Regions from separate parts of the Homo sapiens genome. Here region 2 is linked to region 1. Evidence: chromatin loops called from intact Hi-C (ENCODE). Cell type or tissue: mammary epithelial cell. All regions are shown on one strand.

What was found. A loop is a pair of places that touch in the nucleus more often than their neighbours do. Peaks named below come from ENCODE experiments on the same cell type or tissue, not always from the same donor. Only the 100,000 strongest peaks of a DNase experiment are listed, where the experiment ranks them.
Region 2: it touches region 1 in a loop (6-fold over the local background); 4 of 110 quality-filtered maps call a loop at or near these places.

The regions. Positions count from the first base shown.
Region 1 is chr4:13,984,356-13,992,355 of GRCh38, reverse strand. No RefSeq gene overlaps it. Among named protein-coding and RNA genes, the nearest start is that of LINC01085, 120 kb to the left of the region's middle. In mammary epithelial cell, no CTCF peak of the experiment used is centred here; DNase peaks (open chromatin) are centred at 3,245 and 3,745; H3K27ac peaks cover 1,948 bases.
Region 2 is chr4:14,164,474-14,172,473 of GRCh38, reverse strand. LOC124900670 (a long non-coding RNA gene) reads right to left here and starts at 6,633. Exons shown (of 2, transcript XR_007058058.1): 1 at 5,930-6,633. RefSeq lists enhancers at 1-53, 54-719, 1,778-2,349, 6,744-6,793. In mammary epithelial cell, no CTCF peak of the experiment used is centred here; DNase peaks (open chromatin) are centred at 2,763, 3,393 and 4,383; H3K27ac peaks cover 2,609 bases.

The sequences.
Region 1 (8,000 bases):
GATATAAGCCCTTCTGTTCTCTAAAACACAGAGTACAATAGTCTAGTGGTGGAGTCAGAAGTTCTGAGTTCTAGGAATGTCTTGATCACTAATTAGTTGGCTTTGGAATCACTTAACCTCCTTCCAAGCTCTACGTTTGCCAGTGGGAGGTAGTCATCCCCAACCTGTTCCTGCCCAGGGCTGCTGTGAGAAGCAAGTAGAAAAGGATATAAGTGGTCTCAAAACTCTTATATCCCTGTGAAATGCTAAGAAGCCTTTTCATGACAATTAATTTTTAATTATTACTGGAAGGTGACATAGTACATGTAGAAAGCAGTGATATACGTCCAAAGATATATAACTCTAGAGTCAAACACTGGCTCCACCTCTTATCACCTTTGTGGCCTTTGAAAAGCCTTGTTGACTGTCTTGGCCACAGTTTTTGCATTTTTTAGATGGGAATAATGTTGTCTATCCCAAAAATTGGTGTAAAAATCAGAGGAGATATCATATGCAATGCAGAATTCCTGGAACTGAAAGAAATGGTAGCTAGGAATAATCACAATAAGCACTAGTAATAATAAGAGTCATGGATCACACCTCCTCTTCCCCCTACTAACCTTCTCATCATCTATAACAATTAATCATATATGATTTGATAATCCCTCTTAAATTATTATTTGGAAGTGATAATTAAAATTTTATTTACATTTTGTCACTGTTGTTGTTCGGCCATCTCTAGAGGTCTATTTAATTGAACTCGTTTTAACCCCAGCCAAGAAAGCAAAAAGTCCTTTAAAAATCCCTGCCTTTCTATGTGTCATTTTCAGCAAGGAAGGGGTTACTGAGGATTCTGAGCACTTGCTGAAGCACAAGGCATCTGACCTCGTCAGGAGCCCTCGGGTTTTGCCAGCACTCTGCTTTTTTTCTGCACGCAGCCTTCAGTGGAAAAATACTGCCCAGACTCTGTGAATTATTAATCTCATCATGACATCAAATACCTACTAGATAAAAAGAACAAGTGGCCCTACAATAAGGATCTTAGGGAAAACCAGAAGCTGAAGATAGTTGGCCACAATCAGAATTTTTCTGCTACCCTCTGGGGTGGGAGACAATCTCATTCATTCTCAGCACTCCATACACAGAACTCTCAAGAGGCATCAGTTTAAAATGCTTCTGTTTGGAGGGGCTCAGGGAGCTGATAGAGAAGAAAAGCCTTTAAATTACTCTCAGCTTTCAGCTGATGATGCCACACTAACTTTAAATGAGTTTGTGTTTTGAGTTCATGAGAACTGGAGTACAAGAAGGAGTTCAAGGTCTTTCAGTTTTCTGTTTTCCCTTCATGGACCAGGCAAGGAATCTGGCTAGATCAAAATCTACTGGAGGGTAGGAAATTATTGACACATGGAAAATTCCAGGAGTAAAAGATCCATAGGAAATACATCTGTCATATTTCACATTACTTGGCAAGGCTTTGAACCAAATTTTTAGTAAGGCTAACCTCTGAGAGAATAGATTTAAGTCAGAGAGAGAAAATGACAGATAGGAAGATCATTGCTCAAGAGATTCGAGCTCTGGAGCTTTGAGCTTTCATTCAGAAAGCACTTACTGAACACAGTTGTGCTGCAGTATACACACATACCAACCAGTGAAAAACCATCTACCATTTCTGCAATACCCAGTATCTGTCAGGCACTCTGCCAGGTGGTTTATTCATCATATCTAATTTACCCTCACTACAACCAAAGGATATATAGTTTTATGCCCCTTTTGCTTTTTTTTTTTTTTTTGATGTTGATGGACACTGATAAAGTATGCATTTATTAAGGCCACAAGAGTTGAAATTCAAACCCAGATTTGTCTGGATTTCAATCCCCTAAGAAACATGTAATTGGCAGCAGAGCACAATGAGCAAACAGCTAATGCCAATGCAACACACATGTGGAAAGACAAAATCTGTAATAGCCGGAGAGTATCTGTAGCCAAAACATGCAGAAAAGTAACAGGGTGAAAACTGGCTTGTCCAGGACAGAAGGGTTTCTCAGGGTGCAAAAATGTTAATGCTAATACCAGGGCATTCCAGGACAAACTGGGACAGTTAGTCACCCCACAGGTAAATGAGGGGCAGCTCCTGAAAGAGAATTTGTGTGAAGGTGAGAAATTTGACCTTCATCCTAGGAAAAAAAAGATGACTGATCTGGACAGATGATTGTTCTAGAAAGGAGAAGATATTAGGGAGAGAACACTGGATGCTGAGCGAATCATGGATTAGTGAGAAGAGTGGCTAGGAGGCTTGGAATAGAGGAGAAAGACGAAAAAGTAGACTAATGAAGCCAAATAAATTATACATTTCCCAAGTGAAATCTAATCAAGACAGAAGTTTGTATTTTACACTGACTAAATAGACTAAAATATTTTAGCATATAATGTAGTATTTACCTCGTATAAGCTGAATCGTGTCAACAATAAAAATATGTTGAGGTCCTAGTCCCCAGTACCTCAGATGCGACCATTTTTGGAAATTGGGCTGTTGCAGATGTAATTAGTTAAGATGAGCTCATGCCTAGTGCCCTTATAAGATGGCATGTGAAGACAGAGACACATGGGGAGATCTCCGTGTCACAACAAGAGCAGAGACTGGAGTTAAGCAGCTGCAAACCCAGGAATGCCAACGATTGCCAGCAAACCACCGGAAGCTAGAAAGAGGCAAGGAAAAACTCTCCTACAAGTTTCAGAGGGAGCGTGGCCCTGCCAATGCCTTGATTTAGGACCTCTGGCCTTGAGTACTGTGAGACATTTCATTTTTGTTGTCTTAAGATGCCCACTTTATGGTACTTTGTTACAGCTGCCCTAGGAAACTAACGCACTAGCCAAACTCTATCCAAACATGGTTTTATCACAAAAAGACAGGATGGAGCTAGCAATAATAGGAACACTGCTGAGAAACCTCTAGGAAGTAGGCATCAAGCCGAGTGCTTTCTTAGGAGTTTATGGGTGGGCTGTCTCAATGGTCCTCTAATAACCCAGGTCATCAGTAAGAAACAGAGACTCAGAAAGAGGCTGCAGCTCGCCCACTGCTACCCAGCTAGGAAGTGGCGACCCAGGGCTTAGACTCATGTCTCTCTGACTTCAGAAACAGATTATTCATTTCTCCACCCTTGGATTTCCTAAAAGGAGAGGCAAGGCAGCCAAGGCAGAAGGCCAGATAAAACTGAAAAGCCTGGCAGAGCTCTGAGCAATTCACAAACATGAGAAAACACAACCTTGAGGGCTCTGGGGTTGGGGTGGTGAGAGGACAGCTGGAAGAAAGGCTTCTTACCCCACAGCTCTGAGTCACGCAAATGTGATCCGCATCCATATCAGCAGGACTTGCTTCTCATCTTCCCTTTGGGCTCTACAGCTCAGGGGGAGGCAAATATCAAGCAATGCTCAGGGAGAATTGAGAGTAAGGAAATCTTTTCAGAAGCCTCTAGGGCCTTTACTTTCCTAAAGTTAATTACTTTCTGGATGAACATCTGATTAGAAATATCATTTGCAAGCCCCACCTGCCGCGGATGTCTCCTGTTTTCAAAGTGGATATTCAAAGAATGTTAAAATCCTAATATATATCTTCATCTCCCATGGAAAACAGAACAGTGATTATTTTGAGCCTCGGGAAGTTGGGATCCAGTCAAGGAATTCATCATTACCCTTATGCAATCTAGGAGATGGGGAACAGATCGGGTGAGAAATCTCAAAGGAAAACATGCCGCCTGCAAAATTAGCCTGAGTCATTGCTCCAAGTGAGAGGCTGTGTTGAAATCAGGAATAATTCTTTAAATTTCAACCCATGACCCTGACAATGAGATTGTTGTCTTTGGAAATGAACCAGTATGTCTTTGTCTGTGTGTGGCAGATGCACTTGCTGAAATATTCATATACAGTGGAAAGGCATAGGGTCGGCAGCCAGAAAACGAGGTTTTGGTCTCTCCTGTGTGACTTACGTAAGTCACATTCCTTTCTCAGTCTCAGTTTCCTCATCAATGAAATAAACTTTTTTATTCTGATGTGATTACCTCTTCCTGGCTACTCCTTCTCTGTTCCTCCCTCCCTCATCCCATTTCTCTTCCTTCTAAACTTCCCACTTCCTATTGCCATGATAATGAAAGAGTATAAGTCGAGTTGATGCATGGGCTTGGAAAAGACACTGGAAGGGGCTTTGCAATGCTACGCAGAGCTCTAGGTGAGTAAATGAAGGAAAAGACAAGGAGGTTAAAATTGTGTTATTGCAAAATGTATTCATTCATTTATCCAGTCATTCATTTCACTAGAAACCCATTATGTATCTCAGTCAAGCACTAGACCTTAAGGCTAAGAGAGTAAGAGTAAAATATCATTCCTGGCCACTAGGAACACACAGTCCTAGTAATAAGAGAGAGAAATGAGTCGCTAAAAATAATTGGATGTTATATACAAGAAAACACTCAAGGTACAATTGAAGCAGGTATTAGAGGAACTTATCCAGTCATTTTATGTGGTAGAAAGCTTCCCAGAGGAAGTAAATCTGGGGAAGAGAGTAGGACAGAGAATACTCTAGAAAGAAGGAACCCAGGACATAGGCAGAAGTTCAGGTAGTTAAGTACATCTGCAATTCAAAGCTCTAAGACATGTGGCAGAAGCAGCAAACAGCGTCAAATGACAGAGAGACTCATGCGGGTTGTTTTTGTGTGTGTGTGTTTGTTTTCAGTTTTTTGAGACAGGTCTCACTGTGTCACTCAGGCTGGAGTGCAGTGGCACAAACATCGCTCACTGCAGCCTCAACCTCCTGGGCTCAAGGGATTCCCCCAGCCTCAGCCTCCAAAGTAGCTGGGACCACAGGCACATGACACCACACCTGACTAAATTTTTTCTTTTTTTAAGAGATGGGGTCTCACTATGCTGCCCAGGATGCTCTAAAACTTCTGGGCTTAATGAATCCTCCCTTCTCAGCCTCCAAAAGAGCTAGGAGGCATAAGCCACTGCACATGGCTCATAGACCTTGTTAAGGAAAACAATTGACTTATCAGTCATGGTCTGCATGAAGATGGCCATAACCTCTTTCCTGGTGCTGGCATATCTAACAGTGAGCCCATCACTCTCATATCCCCATGGCTGAAAGGCATCACTTGTAATAGTAACAAGAGCCATTGTGTGACGCTCCAGAGAACTTGAACCAAAGGTTAAAAACTACAGAAAAGCAGAAACTTTTAATAGCCAGTGCTATTCAATTGGAAGTAACAATAAATTCTCCATGAATGATTGTTCTGCCACTCTCTGGAAAGATAGAATAGTTAGGCAACCTAAGCTTAATTTGTATTCACGGTAAACCTTAATCTACATTCACTTTTCCTCCCAGTGGACATCAGTTGAGTCATCTATAAAAGAGCAAACAAGACCAAATTGGTATTATTTCTGAGTTTTCACCAAAAAAATTTTTTTCTTCTCCACTTACCCCACCATGGGTCTCTCTACTAGACAAATTATACTCATCAAGTAATAATTGTTTAACTTTATATTTGAGTTGTACAAACCAAACAGTGCTGTGATTTAACTAGATATTTCTGAATATTGAAAACAGCTGGAAGTCGACTATTTGGAGACTCAAGATTGGCAACATCCAGAGAAAATAATCTCCAAGGCCTCCTGCAGCAATGACAGTCTGTGACGTCAGAGATTAGAGAGACAAAAAAAGAAAAAAAAGAGTAATTGTAACCTTGAAAGATTTTGAAGACAGGCTCTGAGTAGAGAAAGCAAAGGTGAATGGAAATCTCAGGGAGAAGAAAAAGCCTTTCGAAGGGAGGTAGTCGAGAACAGTCTGGAATTAAAGGGATGCACAGAATAAAGTGGGTGAAGCTTGGGATGCATGAATGTGCAGGTCTGCCTTAGAAATAGACTTTGATTACGGACATGTGCTTTAGCACTCTCGGACTCCTTTCGTTTTCTGTATATTCAACGAATGACCCTCAGCTTTAAAGCACTGTTGCAACAATTAAGTGAAATATTTTATGTAAAGCTATTAACTATGCCTTGTACACAGTAGGTTTCCAAAAAATAGTAGTAATCATAAGAATGACAATGATGCTTTAATCAAGATGTTCAGATACCAGGAGCACTTTAATTTGTTTACTGTGCAAAAAGATGCCAGCCTATATTGCTCTAGTGACAGTTAGATGACTTTAGAAGCAGCCTAGGGATAGTGTGTCATTGTCATTGTAGATAATAAAAGCAGAATTGAGAGGAGAATTAATAAGGAAAGCAGACAAATCCAAAATGCTAGGCCATCATCCGTCTGGACTGCATCAATGCAGGGAATAAACGGATGACGTAAGTGTCTATTTCTAACTCTCCCTCTCTCTCTCTCAGAATGCTGAGTGTTTTCAGTCTGGCTTTTGCTTTTAGAGCTCCCAACACACCTGGACTCCAAACAGCATTTTTTAAAAACCTGTTGTTGGCCTGAATTCCTAAAGCAACTGTGTGTATGATAATATTTTTGGTACATGGGTATCAAGGTAATAGTGATATTCACCCCAAGAACTAAGAAATTGTACCACAAAGAGTTAAACTAGAAAATTAATACAGTTAGAATGAGATATGCAAAGTCACCTCCCAGAAACAGAGTGGGCCCGAGGCCAGCAGGATGAAGGCTAACCTCAATGAAGACATTAACGTATCTAGAGAAAAAAATACTTTGGCCACAAGTAAGCTGACCAGCATGGAAACATAAAAAAGGGAACCACACAACCGCTGAGTACAGTGTGATCCAAGCCCTCTCCAAGGTCATGCTAATGATCAAATACTCTGGAATCTGTAGCAGCTGCCTATCACCTTGAGGACAAACCCCCACACTCCTCACATGACCCATGAAACCCCATGTGATTGAGCCCCAGTATATTTCATCCCCCACCTCTCTCCAACTCATGCAATTCCACTCTGGTCCTGGCCTTCTTTCTGTTTTTACAATGACTAGTCTCTTGGCCTGGGATTCTCTTTTCCCAAATTTTGAATGATTCCTTCCTTCATTTAATTGCTTAAATTTAATTCAGTCTTCCCTAGCCACCTTATCTAAAATCCATCCAAAAGACAGTCAGAGCCAGGCAATGTGTTTGTAACTTGTGAAACAGCTGGACATTTTTTTGAGATCTATGAAAAAGTTACACACACACACACACACACACACACACACACACATGCAAAAGCCAACAAATACCATGCCAGAAAAAGCTGGTTTAAAAAGCTGAAAGAGAGGTACACACTGCACAACATAAAGCTGGTGAAATATTTGGTCTCAGCAGATTGCAATGCTGCAGTAATATTTCCTGAACAAGGAAGAAAGCAATCCAGGAGAAGCTTATTTATTGGAGCAGGGTTTCATAGCCATGAATCTGGCTTACAAAGCAAGTGAATACTTTTACAATACCAATCCATTCTGTCTTTTAAGTGTATTTAGTAAAATATTTAAATTGTTTTTCCCCTAACCCCTTCTATTCTGAGAACTTGATCTTAGCAACTGAGGTTTATGAAATCATAGATCTTTAAGGAAGGAAAGAAATAACACTGTTTCATTCTCATTTGGCAAAAGCATCCCAAATGGAAGATGGAGATATCAGACTGTCCCATGATGTTACTATACTTCCAAATCCATTAAACAGCCTTTGCTCTGATTTTATTCCCACCAGGCAAAGTTCTGATTATAATTTGGCTTTTTATGTAGGTCTGCTAGGAAAAGAAAGAACTAGAAATGTGAACCTAAACTTTCCGTCTCCCTGTGTCAATTGTATGTCCTGCTGTTCATCAATATATAGCACAAATGACTTAACTAACTTGTGCTTTCATGTATGTGTGTGTCTTTAGACTGCAGCAAGAGGCTTCCTTGAGGGACCTGATGGGACTGGGAGGGAAGAGTCTCTAGGTCTTTTTTTAAACTTTTGCTTTACATTCAGGAGTACAAGTGCAGGTTTGTTACATAGGCAAACTTGTGTCATGGGGCTTTGTTGTACAGATTA
Region 2 (8,000 bases), 180 kb before region 1:
GCTCCTTCAGCTGTACTCACTCTTTGTTGAGTCTCCCACAGTTACTGTTGTTCCTGGCCCAGACTTCAATCCGGCCTCTCACATTATTCTGGATACCACACCTGACCCTCATGACTGCATCTCTCTGATCCACCTGACGTTCACCCCATTTCCCCACATTTCCTTCTTCCCTGTTTCTCACCCTGATCACACTTGGTTTATTGATGGCAGTTCCACCAGGCTTAATCGCCACTCACCAGCAAAGGCAGGCTATACTATAGTATCTTCCACATCTATCATTGAGGCTACCACTCTGACCCCCTCCACTACCCCTCAGCCAGCTGAACTAGTTGCCTTAACTCAAGCCCTCACTCTTGCAAAAGGACTACGCGTCAATATCTATACTGATTCTAAATATGCCTTTCATATTCTGCACCACCATGCGGTCGTATGAGCTGAAAGAGGTTTTCTCACTACAAAAGGGTCCTCCATCATTAATGCCTCTTTAATAAAAACTCTACTCAAGCCCGCTTTACTTACAAAGGAAGCTGGGGTCATTCACTGCAAGGGGCGTCAAAAGGCGTCAGATCCCATTGCTCTAGGCAACGCTTATGCTGATAAGGTGGCTAGACAAGCAGCTAGCTCTCCAACTTCTGTCCCTCACGGCCAGTTTTTCTCCTTCACATCGGTCACTCCCACCTACTCCCCTGCTGAAACTTCCACCTATCAATCTCTTCCCACACAAGGCAAATGGTTCTTAGACCAAGGAAAATATCTCCTTCCAGCCTCACAGGCCCATTCTATTCTGTCGTCATTTCATTACCTCTTCCATGTAGGTTACAAGCCACTAGCCCGTCTCTTAGAACCTCTCATTTCCTTTCCATCATGGAAATCTATCCTCAAGGAGATCACTTCTCAGTGTGCCATCTGCTATTCTACTACCCCTCAGGGATTGTTCGGGCCTCCTCCCTTTCCTACACATCAGCTCTGGGATTTGCCCCTGCCCAGGACTGGCAAATTGACTTTACTCACATGCCTCGAGTCAGAAAACTAAAATATCTCTTAGTCTGGGTAGATACTTTCACTGGATGGGTAGAGGCCTTTCCTACAGGGTCTGAGAAGGCCACCACAGTCATTTCTTCCCTTCTGTCAGACATATTTCCTCAGTTTAGCCTTTCCACCTCTATACAGTCTGATAACAGACCAGCCTTTATTAGTCAAATCAGCCAAGCAGTTTTTCAGGCTCTTAGTATTCAGTGAAACCTTTATATCTCTTACAGTCCTCAGTCTTCAGGAAAAGTAGAACAGACTAATGGTCTCTTAAAAACACACCTCACCAAGGTCAGCCACCAACTTAAAAAGGACTGGACAATACTTTTACCACTTTCCCTTCTCAGAATTCAGGCCTGTCCTCGGAATGCTACAAGGTACAGCCCATTTGAGCTCCTGTATAGATGCTCCTTTTTATTAGGCCCCAGTCTCATTCCAGACACCAGACCAACTTAGACTGTGCCCCAAAAAATTTGTCATCCCTACTATCTTCTGTCCAGTCATACTCCTATTCACCGTTCTCAACTACTCATACATGCCCTGCTCTTGTTTACACTGCCGGTTTACACTGTTTCTCCAAGCCATCACAGCTGATATCTCCTGGTGCTATCCCCAAACTGCCACTCTAAACTCTTGAAGTAAATAATCTTTGCTGGCAGGACTACGCTGAATCTCCTTAGGCACTCTCTAATCAGATGTCCTGGGTCCTCCAATTCTTAGACCTTTTATACCTGTTTTTCTCCTTCTCTTATTCCATTTTTTAGTTTTTCAATTCATACAAAACCGTATCCAGGCCATCACCAATAATTCTACACGGCAAATGTTTCTTCTAACAATCCCACAATATCACCCCTCACCACAAAATCTTCCTTCAGCTTAATCTCTCCCACTCTAGGTTCCCACGCCACCCCTAACCCCGCTCAAAGCAGCCCTGAGAAACATCGCCCATTCTCTCTCTCCATACCATCCCCCCAAAATTTTCGCCACCCCCCACACTTCAACACTATTTTGTTTTATTTTTCTTATTAATATAAGAAGGCAGGAATGTCAGGCCTCTGAGCCCAAGCCAAGCCATCGCATCCCCTGTGACTTGCACGTATATGCCCAGATGGCCTGAAGTAACTGAAGAATCACAAAAGAAGTGAAATTGCCCTGCCCCGCCTTAACTGATGACATTCCACCACAAAAGAAGTGTAAATGGCCGGTCCTTGCCTTAAGTGATGACATTACCTTGTCAAAGTCTTTTTCCTGGCTCATCCTGACTCAAAAAGCTCCCCCACTGAGCACCTTGTGACCCCCTACTCCTGCCCACCAGAGAACAAACCCCTTTTGACTGTAATTTTCCTTTACCTGCCCAAATCTTATAAAACGGCCCCACCCCTATCTCCCTTCGCTGACTGTCTTTTCGGATTCAGCCCACCTGCACCCAGGTGAAATAAACAGCTTTATTGCTCACACAAAGCCTGTTTGGTGGTCTCTTCACATGGACGCCCCTGAAACATTTATCTCATCATTTGTTACCGAGCAACAATTCAAAACAACAATGCAGTGTCTGAAAGGAATAATTCATGGGGCTTTAAAACAATGAGAGAAGAAAAAAGGAGAATACAGTACATAGAATACAAGATGTATTGTTCTGAGGCAAGTCTTGGATATCATCTATTTCTACATTAGGTGTGTCTCAAGAGTCCAAAGCTTCTTGCTAATCTGATGACTCCCCACAACATCCTGGTATTATCATTCCATTTTTTTGAAACCTGAGCAAACTGAACCACAGAAAAATTGAGTGAATTGAGAAGGTCACGTGGAAGTCAAGCCCAGAATAGAACTGATGTCTGCTGGTTTCCCATCCAGTCATGACCCTTCCCAATACACATTATTTGAAGCAGTCTGGTCAGCAGTGGCTAACGGCTTTAATATTTTTGAACCATTAATTTTTTTTTTCTGAGTAACATTCCTGGCAAGCTTGCTTATTTTCCAGGGTGAGAGATATGTCTGAAAATAAAGTTAATGGACAATGTTGATTGTCACCCTAAAAAAAATAGCCTTAAAGCAGTGAATGGATTTTAACTTAAAATGTGGATTTTTAGGTTGCATTTAAATTTATATAAATGTCATACTAATATCGTGCATCTTGAAAAATAGAAAGGTTGAATGAAAAATATTGAATATCAAGGTAAGAGTTTTTGAAAAGGTTACAAAACCTGGATTCAGAATAACAGCAAGGCCTTTGGCAATGAGCTTGAATTCTTGCCAGGAAATGTAGTTCATCTTGGCATCCTGCCCTGACCTCACAATCCTGGGCATTGGCTTATATCTCGTGCTTCAGCCAACTCATTTCCTCCAGCCGAATCGATGACTTTCTAATAGCTGAGCATCCTGCTCTGAATCACTTGCAAACCACTAAGATACACTTTCTCTGTTTATTTTCTGACTTGAGACAGAGAACAGCAAGGTCAGTTGATTCTTTCAATGATTGCTCTTAAAATAAAAACTTTCACTGCAGTCGTTTGAACTTTTGAAAACCAATGTCCAATAATACAGCCATTTCAGCAAATTCAGTTGCTCATGATTTCATAGTTTTTCTATAGCTTTATCATCTCTATCTCTATGTATATCAATACATATATTAATGCATCAGTAATTAGTTAATGGGTATGTACTTTTATGTCTGTCAACCATAGTGCCTTATGCCACATAAATACTCAATGGATGCTAAAAAAAAAAAATGCATATAAAGGTAATAAATTGTTCTTTTGCAATTAGAGAGTTATTTTCATGCCAGCTGGAATGTTCATATTAAAATCAGAATAATCATGTATTTATCATTTGATGGGAAGAAGAAAAGTTTCACTAATTGGAAAGGAGCTTGTCTGAAAGCTGTGGAAGACAACATTGAATGGGCTTGTTAGGCACAGAACATAATCTTGATGTTGTAAGAGAATACGAGCAAAAGAATGGAGAGAAAACAAGTCACCATGTGAAAGTTTTAGTGTAAAATTGCAGTAGGAAATAAATTCACTGCTCACAATCTTCTTGATAGCCAACATTTTCATAAGCTTTTCCACCGTCATCGTCAACGTCATCACCATCTTACGACTATAGGTCAAAGAAAACTAGCCAAACTGGCAATCAACAAGTCAGGAAATTGGAACATCAATGTTATTATCAGTTAGCATTAGTAGGATTTCGTAGTTGATGTGTGTTTAAGACCACTTTTACATCAACTGAGACAAGACTGCTTACCTTCTCAGGATTTTAAATATCATAAAGTATGTGGCAAATAATCTGCCTTTGGGCACTTTATTTTCAGATTTACTTAGTCATCATGTACTTTGTGTGAATGTGATGAATTCGAAGACATGAACGAAAGGCTAGATTAAACTGCTGACTAACCATGAAGAAAATGGTCAAAGTATGTAGTAAAACCAGTTTATCTCTCTATTTTAAAGCCATGTTATCTTTAACTTAGTTGCTGTTGGAAAAACAAGATGCTTTTTTCAGATGCCAGTCCCTGTAAAACAGTGACTGGAATAACCTGAGATTTTTTTTTTTTTTTTTTCAAACTCTAAATTCTGTCTCAAATGTTAGTTGCTAGTTGTGAAGGAAATCATTAAAGGCCAATTATCATTAAAACAGTCTCTGAAATTAGATATCTGATGAAGGGAGAATTGTTCTCTCTTCTCTTAAAGGCCAATGCTTGGACAGGCATTTTCTCTGGTTAGAAAATCCCATTTGTGTTCAGTTACTTTTCAATTTCTGCCTGTTTCTTAGGAAAACAGTGAAAGACAATTTCAAAAAAAAGAATCCGTGGAGAAGAGAAGGCAATAAGATTGATAAAATTGATAAGCTCTTAACATCGGGGTGAATCTATAGACTCTTGATGGCTACTGTAAAAGGAAATTCCATTTAAATTTGGGAAAGGGTATGAAGCATTTTTCTTTTACCATTTTTTTAAATGGGGCACAATTTACATATAATAAAAAGCAGATTTTATGTGCATTTTGATGAGCTTTAACAAATGCATAATAAATTTGTGCATCCAAACCCTCAAGTAACAGAATATTTTCGTCATCCTATAGAGGTCCCTTCTAGTACCTCATTCTGGTCAATTCTCTAGGGTCATGCCCTAGAGACGATTACTGCTCCAATATCTGTCGTCATAATTGTTTAATAAATAATAACAATCTGTCATCATAATTGTTTTACCTATTCTAGAACTTCATATAAATGGAATCATACAATATACAGTTCTTTGTTCCAGTTTCTTTTGACTAAACATAACCTTTTTGAGATTTGTCAATTTAGTTATGCTTATGAGTAGTATGTTACTTTTCGTTGCTAAACAGTATTCCACTGAATCAATATGCCACCCTTTTATGCCCATCAACTGTTGGTGAGCATTTAGTTTATTTTTAGCTACTGAAAATAAGACATTTTGTCTTATTTTAGTTATTTTTAGCTAAATATTCGTATACATATTTGTGAACATCTGTCTCCACTTCAAGTTTAGAATTGTTAGTCACAGATTTGCTCTGATGATCCTCTTTAGGAGAGACTTAAGTGGGGAGAAGGCTATTCTGAGCAGAAGAGCCTTTTCTTCATCGTTAGTCCATTGGTTGTCTCAGCCCAGGACTTCAAACCATTCCACCATTACCAATCTCCAACCTTAATTATGCATTGTAGGCATACCCCAAATTCTATGTTTCCTGGCATATGACAGCCAAGCAGTATAATAAAGTCAAGGTCTCTTCCTCCTTTCCATTCTCATTTGAAAAATTAGGACTTCTTTTAACATCTCAACATTTTGCAGCTGGTAAGGAGGGCCACTGTAGGCAGTGTCACTGAATAGATTAAAAAGTTGCCTGGTATTTTCAGAGTAGTTACTTCAAAAACTTACCTGGGAGTGAGCACTTTGGTAGGCATAGGTGGGCAGATGACTGGAGGTCAGGAGTTCAAGACCAGCCTGGCCAACATGGTGAAACCCCATCTCTACTAAAAAAATACAAAAATTTATCTGGGCGTCGTGGCAGGCTCCTGTGATCTCAGCTACTCGGGAGGCTGAGGCAGGAGAATTGCTTGAACTGGGGAGGTGGAGGTTGCAGTGAGCCTACAGAGATCGTGCCATTGCACTCCAGCCTGGGCAACAGGAGCACAACTCTGTCTCAAAAAAAAAAAAAAAAAAAAAAAAGAAAGAGAAAAGAAAGGAAAAAGAAAAGGAAAAAAAAAGAAAAAAACATACCTGGGAGTGATATCATCAAAATGGCAAAGTAGAAGAAATCTGATTCAACAAGGTGAGCCCAAGTAGTGGCTTACATTTTGCAGTCATGGTAAAAAAAGAATCCAGATTTCAACATTTCATATTTTAGGAAGATTCTGAGTGCCTCTCTAACTTTTCTGAGTTTTCGTAAGGGATCTATTAATAAGGCCATCCCAATGCTGTTTTGAGATCCTTGCTGAGAAAGATGTGCTGAGATGTTTGCTGTAATCCATAATAAGGCCATTCTAAAAATTTAAGGATTTTGTCTCAGTGGAGAACATTTTCCTGGGGAATGGTGGTGTGGCATAGAATCACCAGGGCGCTTCTGCTTCTGATGAGTTAGTAAGCACCGTGTCAGCTCTTCAACTCTGTTATGCACAAGTTAGGCCTGAAGCTCTCACATGCTTCTGGGAGTGCCACATCTTTGATCCCCATGAGCTCATTCTTTCTGTTCCTCTTTCTTAGATGAACTGAGGGCACCATTTAAACACCCTTAACTGTTTCATCTCCTCCTGGTTATTTTTTGTTGTTATTACTGGTCCCAATTTTAGCCACCTTCTGGACTTAGGCAAATTGCCATGCAGCTCTTTGCCTATTTTACAGATTGTAAAATAGGCATCCAGTGTAAAACAGGCATCCAGATTGTAAAATAGGCATCCAGATTGTAAAATAGGCATCCAGTGGCTTGTCATGTTGCATGATAAATTATGTAGCTTTGAGCATTACCTTTTTCTGGGTGGGGACAGCACGTTGTCTCTGTTCTGAGAAAAAATCACTAGAACAGATTTAAATTTCAGTGGAAGACAGGGGGATGCATGTATAATGAACAAGAAAGTGAACTCCCAATTCCCATTGATATGCATAGTTGATAAGGCAAGGACAAGTAAATTTGCATAGGGGCCAAGAAACCTCCTGAGATAAAAAGAACCTAGATTCTGACTCCTTTTGCTCTTAGGAGTCAATATTTGAACGTCTCTGATGAATTAGGATGGTCAGAACTGAAGGGTGCTAGCAATAAAGAACAAGTTCACCAGAGAGGAAATTATCATGGGGAAAGATGTAGTCTATGCAAGTAACCTGAAAACACCAAAGACTAAAATAGCAATGTCCAATAGAAATATTATGCAAGTCCCATATGCAATCTTGAATTTAGTAGTAATTGCATTTTAAAAAGTCAAAATCAAAAAATGAAATTAATTTTAACACTACCTTTTTTTAACCTAGTATATCCAAAATATTATCATCTCAAAAAATAACTAATATCAAATACTATTGATACACCATTTTATATTATCCTTTGTGTACTAAATCTCTCAAATCCAGTGTATGTTATATTGACAGTACATCTCAATTTGGATTAGCCATATTGCAAGTATTCTAGTCCTTAAGTGCTCACCATATTGGACAATGCAGGCCTAGATATTCACAAGGCATCTGTGTCAGAACTGTGCCATGCATTTGTATGTAATACAGAGAGCTGTAACTATGAAATGGTGAAATGTTACAGGCTATAAGTCAAGGACACAAAGGTGAGTGAAAATATTACCAGAGACCAGTAAAAGACGAACTATAGCCACATACCAGTGACCCCAAGGGGCCTTATAATTTTCCTTTTCTCTCTTCCTGTTTTATGGAAATAGAGTTGATCCCAGAATTCTTGGCAAGTTCGTGGAGAGAAAAGAAGGACTCAGGAGAGTATTTGATCTTTCGG